Regions from separate parts of the Homo sapiens genome. Here region 2 is linked to region 1. The links are chromatin contacts, found by Hi-C or POLR2A ChIA-PET in ENCODE. All regions are on one chromosome and are shown on one strand. The core of a region is the stretch at or near the end of the contact, and the rest is flanking DNA. Distances in the headings are between cores, read along the strand shown. Region 1 overlaps TGFBR3 (transforming growth factor beta receptor 3). Region 2 holds the start of DIPK1A (divergent protein kinase domain 1A).

Region 1 (2,700 bases), core at 47-2,546:
TTGTTCCTCCTTCATTCCCTCCCTAAGTAAATGGCACCAGCCTCTTCCTACGTACACCTGGCACCAACCTGGGGGAGGTGCCCCAACATCACCCCTTCCCTCTCCTCACCCAATGGATTCTCTCTCTGGCCACTCAACTCTGACCCCTCCTCTCCATCTCCATGGGCACCATCGTCTCTCGTTCCCTGATTACTGCAAGATGCTCTTAATTCTTATCTCCACCAAAATGTCTTCTATAGAGCAGCCAAACTGATCTGAAAAACCCAAGTCTGATCCTGCTTTTCTCTGCTTTAAAAGACTTATCACTCCATCTCTGCTGTCCAGATGAAGCCCCAAAACCTCAACGTGACTTACAAGGCCCTCCAAGATCTGGCCCTGCTTCCTGCCACGGCCCCGTCTCTCATTCCTCGGACACTTGCTCCCGTGTTTTGGCCATTCTGGTGAAGCACAGAAGTGCTCACTGTCTCCCTATAGCCATCATTCTCCTTTCTTCAAGTGCCAGCTGGACACACAGCCACCCAGAACGAAAGCTATGTTTCCCAATCCCGCTAGCAGCTGGCAGCTTCCTGTATGAAGGGAAGGAGGTCAGTTCTTCTGCCATTTCCTTCTGACTGCTGGTTGGAATGTGGATGTAACAGGCAGCACTAGAGCAAGCCTTTGGGGCCATGAGACAGAAGCAGCATGCTGAGGAGGGCACAGCAACTGAGAAGCCACCTGGGTACTTGATGAACATGGAGCCACGGGATCAGCTCTGAACTGCTTTTTTTTTTTTAATAGGAAACAAATGTAAACTCTTTTTTTTATATAAGCCAATGTTATTTTGGGTTTTCTGACATTTGTAGCTTAACCTACCCTAATTAATGTACTTGCCTTCTTTTATTTCATCAGAAGTGCCAACCTTTGTCCCAAAGGAGCCTCTGAATAGCAAGGTTTCCTCCAGGAACACATTCCCCACCGTTTCTGTTCCTTCCCACCACCATGGCCTGACAAACTCCTGCTCATTCTACTGATCTCTCAAGGAAGCTCCCCAAACCTCCCTCACTGTGTTAGATCTGTATTTTTTCATACTCTCATGGTACTCTCCGTTTCTCTCCACAGCACTTCCTGTGATGAGATGTACATAATTATTTGTGCAATTATTGGTTTCACATCTACATGCTCCCAAAGACTGCAAACACCACGAAAGAACAGAACCCAACCACTCTGTCTGCTGCTGCCTGCCTCACCCCAGCACAGTATCTGGCACAAAACAGACACTCAATTATCGCTGAGAAATGGGGAAGAACCATGGGGTGATGCATGCTGCATGGGCTTTGTGCCAATAAGGGACTGTCTGTCTCAGACTTCCTGCTTTCACTCTTTACCTGAGAGCCAAAGCCTCACTCTTATACTAAAAGGGGCAGAAAAAAAAAACACCAACCATGAAATGAAGGAGGTGGCATTTTTGGTTGCTAAGAATCAAGTCCCAGTTGGGGCTTCCCCACCTTCAACTGTCACAGAAAGCAGGAAACACAAATCTGTTTTTGTCTTCTCTTCCCGGACACTCTTCTGGCCAATCCCCTCTCTCCAGGTGGCAGGACAATCCTCTATCTCTCCGTTGGCACACCACAGCCCCAGCCTCATCCTGCCACTTCTGGGTCAGGCCCTAGCCTTCCTGTCCCTTTCCCTCTGCCACAGCCAGCTCATGAACCTGTCTCCCATCCTTCCCCCTTGGCCTCATAGTGGTTCCTTCCGCAATCTGTCTGCACAATGCCAGGGCCAGCTCCATTCAGGAAGGCTTCCACCTGGGAACAGCATGATCCACCCCACAGGCTCTAGCACAAGTGCCTGAGTTAACACAGTGGCTCAGATTCTCACTTGACCACCATGGGGCCCGAGTATAGCACCTCCCAGCCACGAAGGCTTGGAAACCAGGAAAACATGCTCCGAAACCCCATCTGACTCATCTGCTCACTTTTGTGGTGACCTGTGAGCTCTGGAGCTGCTACTGTAGGCCCTCACCGGCAGCCTCAAAAGGCTGGGAGTGTCTCCTGTGGCCACGGCTGAAAACCCACATCCCGTCTTCCCTACGCAATCTCTTCCCTGCAGTCAAGAGCCAAGTGAGTGACATGCTCTGATGATGCTCCTTATCAGCAGCACAGCAAAAGCTGTGTTACCACGTAAGGATCAACCAGGGCGTGGACGATGACGAAAGAACACACCTGAAAGCAACAATGCTCATAAGCACACACGCGTGCTCACTTCACACCATACTCTATCATGAAAAGGCATGTTGCAGATACTTCATCCAAAGCCTCACAGAAACTCTATAACCCACTATAAGTAAACTGTTGTGAGCCACACAGAGGTAGAATGTGTATTTCAGAAAAGTGCTTCCTGGCAGTAATGTCCATATGGATTCACCTCCAGAGACAATCCTCACTGGTGCCTCCCAATCTGGATATTTCAGTTCATTCTGGGCATCTGGTATGTGACGAGTACAAGATTCCTTAAGGGTAGCTCCCAAAGAAATCTAACTTTTCCTTGGACTCAAAGTGTGAGCTGAGTTTAATCCTCCCCTGCTGGCTTACTCGAGAAATCTGATCTCAAAATCTTGCCGGGTGTCGTGTCTTGTTTGAACTGAAGTCAGGCTCTGCTCTTCTGTTTGGTACACTCTCCTCGGCCACCAGCACAGAGGCACAGCCCCCTTCACCCACAAGA
Region 2 (2,803 bases), core at 238-2,737, 1.2 Mb after region 1:
CAAACTCCAGAGCTCAAGGAATCAGCCCGCCTCGGCCTCCCAAGTGCCGGGATTACACGTGTGAGCCATCGCGCCTGGCCGGTAAGCTTTTTTTTAAACTCACATAAAAGATTACACAGAGGTACCTGGCCTGGGTTGAATTCTAGAAGGGGTTGTGACAGTGTTACTCAAGTGCACAATTACTATTGGTGGTGCTTGCTACAAAGACTCAGTTTTATTCGTACACGCTTAATATCATGGGTTGTCAAATCATGCTTCCAATTTGCAATACGTCACTCATTTCAGGGTAATGACTTACACATACAATTTTCAAACAAAAATGTAAGATTTACTTGCCTCATGATGGTTACCTTCTCAACTTTTTTCATAATTTATAAAAGCACCAGCTGACCCCAAATCATCTACCTCTTGGCCTTTTAATGTAAGCGGTAAAGGAATACTGTCCTCTGAATGCAGCGTTGGCTAACACTGCTGACCCACGCAAGGCATTGATTTGTAGTTGTTTTTCCATCGGAGTGATGGATTTGCGCTCAGCTACTCGCGGTGTCTACTAGGTCCCCCTGGTGACCAAACAGTACACTTAGGCAGTAGTAGGGTTCCAAGGCACAGACTGGCAGCGGAACAGAGGGTGGAACGGGAAATCATGAAAAATTAACACGCGAACCGTACACACGACATGACTGAGAATTACGTTTGCATTACTAGGGTATTTGGGATCCACAGACCAGCCACTAGCCCCTTTCCTTTAAAAAGCAAACACCCATCCGCCTGGTTCAGGCTTATCGGTCTCCACCTCCCATTTAAATCTTGGGTGTGATGGAACGACCCAACCAAGGGGCTCGGCACGAGGCACACGCTGCTTTTTGGAGCCTGGGGAAACACTGGTGTGACAAATTGTCATAATTTTCTAAGACACGGAGGAATGCTACACCACCTTTCCTACCACCGACTTAAGACCCAAGACACTGAGTCAAGGGCAACCGACCTGCGGGGGCCCACGGGGGAGGGGGGAAAGCCCCGAAAACACCAGGGAGAAGGCGGCCCGTCGAGCTCCGCCTGGAGCGGCGCAGGGCTGCGGGCAATGCCCGGAGCGCGGGGTCGTACCCAGGTCACGTCTCGGGGCTCTCAGGATGCGAGGGCGTACCCGGGCGGGACGACTCGGGCCCTGGAGCCCGGCTGGCCGCGGCGCGGGAGCCGCGAGGGCCGCGGTGGGGGGCGTCGGCAGAGCCGCTGAGGGGGCTGGGGAGGGCGCGCCGCCAGGTGCCGGACGGCAGGGGGCAGCGGGGTTCGGGCGGGCACAGACCCAGGGAGGGAGGAGGGGAGCGGGCGAGTCCTGCGCGGCGCGGCAGGGCACACGGCCGGGTGCTCCCGCAGCTGGTGGCTGGGCGGCCGCCGGCCTACCTGGAGGTAATAGGGTTTCCTTAGCCAGGCCCCCGGACAGAGACTCCTCGCCATGGTAATCACACATCGCCCCGCCGCGCTGCAGTCAGAGGCGGACCCGAGCGCTGGCGGCCGGGCTCCCCGCCTCCCCCCGCCTCCCCGCCCCCTGCCCGGCCGGGCCCGCCCACTCCCCCGCCCCCGCCGCGGCGCGCGCCGCGCTCCCCTCGGCCCGGCTGCAGTGAAGGCGGCGAGAGGCCAGAGGCCCAGCCTCCTGCCCTGTTCGCCCGCCGGCCGCCGCGGCTGTCAGAGAGGCTGCTGCCGACTCCGCCATAAAGGGGAGTCGCACCTCGCCTCCGCCGACACAAATCGACTGCGCCTGGAGCTTAAAGGGGAGGCGCGCGGAGGCGGGAGGGGGCGCCGCGGCAGCGGGGGTGTCGCACGCTCGGCGCGGATTGGGGCGTGCTTCTCGCTGGCTGATGCGGCGACCCCCGGACCGCGCTGGCCTCGCAGTCTGCTCCGGCTTCCGGCTCCCCGCGCTGCGCCCAGCTGCGCGTCCCGCCACCCGCCCCGGCAGCACCGACGCTCCCCATGGACTCTTCTCCTGGAGTCAGGACGTGTCTGGACGGGTTGTTTGGAAATTCAAGGGAAGCTTGGGGCTCCTTCCCTGGGGACTGGCTCGTCCTCCCTCGCCCTTGGTGGCGGTCGGGGGAAGGGGGTGTCTGCCGCAGCTGGAGACGCAGACCGGGGCATCCCCCCAGGACTGGGCTCAGCTTCGAACGCGGACAGGGCGCCCCACTGCTGAACTCGGTGCCCCCCTTACCACGCTCCAGTTCGCCTCTAACGGCCTACAACTTTTTTTAAAAATGTACTTTTAAAAAATTCCGACTTTTTTGGTTTATATTGTTTTTAAGACAGCTTCAGAGTTTTCCTGGCCCCGTCCAGGAACACTGATTTCAAAAGAAAACAAAAACAAAAACACCGAATTAAATACAGTCCTGAAGGCAGGGAGCCTGGGACGTGGCCTGCTGCTTGGTTAAGGCTACATAACACAGGGTGTGGTGTCTTTCTTTTGACAATGAGTTCCAAATAAGGGAAAAAAGAGCCACCCTAGTGGGAGAACAGCTGTTGATCCAAGTGACTTGTAATGGAAGAAGCAGCTTTTTTTTTTTTTTTTTTTTTTTTGGCTGCTTTTTACCCCACCTACCACGTTTAAGCGTGATGCTAACAAAGTTTAGGTGGCCCGTTAGAGCTCATTCCGGCCTGTTGCTCTGAGAAGGGGTTTCCCCAGAAGCAAACCATTACTCATTCTCACTTGGTTTTTGCATAAGCCTTGTTCAGGTGCCTTGTTCTGAAGAGATACCTTCATGTCTGCCCCTTCCCTCAACCCACACACAGACACAGGTTTTAAACCTAGGTGATTTTT

The links. Hi-C counts contacts between places; a loop is a spot of excess contacts on that map. ChIA-PET counts read pairs that join two places held with the same protein, here RNA polymerase II (POLR2A). Pooled maps may share reads with other maps.
Region 2: a map of CD4-positive, alpha-beta T cell shows a loop between it and region 1 (12-fold over the local background). The contact joins the promoter of DIPK1A here to the enhancer-like site in region 1. A Hi-C loop is called at or near these places in 4 of 168 maps with a recorded cell type or tissue (CD4-positive, alpha-beta T cell, CD8-positive, alpha-beta T cell and naive thymus-derived CD4-positive, alpha-beta T cell) and 7 of 50 pooled maps. POLR2A ChIA-PET finds 5 or more read pairs at or near these places in 4 of 52 experiments (CD4-positive, alpha-beta T cell, WTC11 and activated T-cell).

Annotation. Positions count from the first base shown.
Region 1 is chr1:91,802,780-91,805,479 of GRCh38, forward strand. All of the region lies in intron 2 of TGFBR3 (transforming growth factor beta receptor 3), which reads right to left. Among named protein-coding and RNA genes, the nearest start is that of TGFBR3, 82 kb to the right of the region's middle. RefSeq lists an enhancer at 987-1,256. Within about 2 kb of position 1,297, at least 16 of the 41 ENCODE cell types and tissues checked have a DNase peak (open chromatin) inside an H3K27ac peak, as active enhancers do; they include CD4-positive, alpha-beta T cell and CD8-positive, alpha-beta T cell, where a contact is called at or near this core.
Region 2 is chr1:92,959,975-92,962,777 of GRCh38, forward strand. It overlaps DIPK1A (divergent protein kinase domain 1A), which reads right to left and starts at 1,488. Exons shown (of 5, transcript NM_001006605.5): 1 at 1,402-1,488. The coding sequence starts at 1,455. RefSeq lists silencers at 1,049-1,608, 1,769-1,848.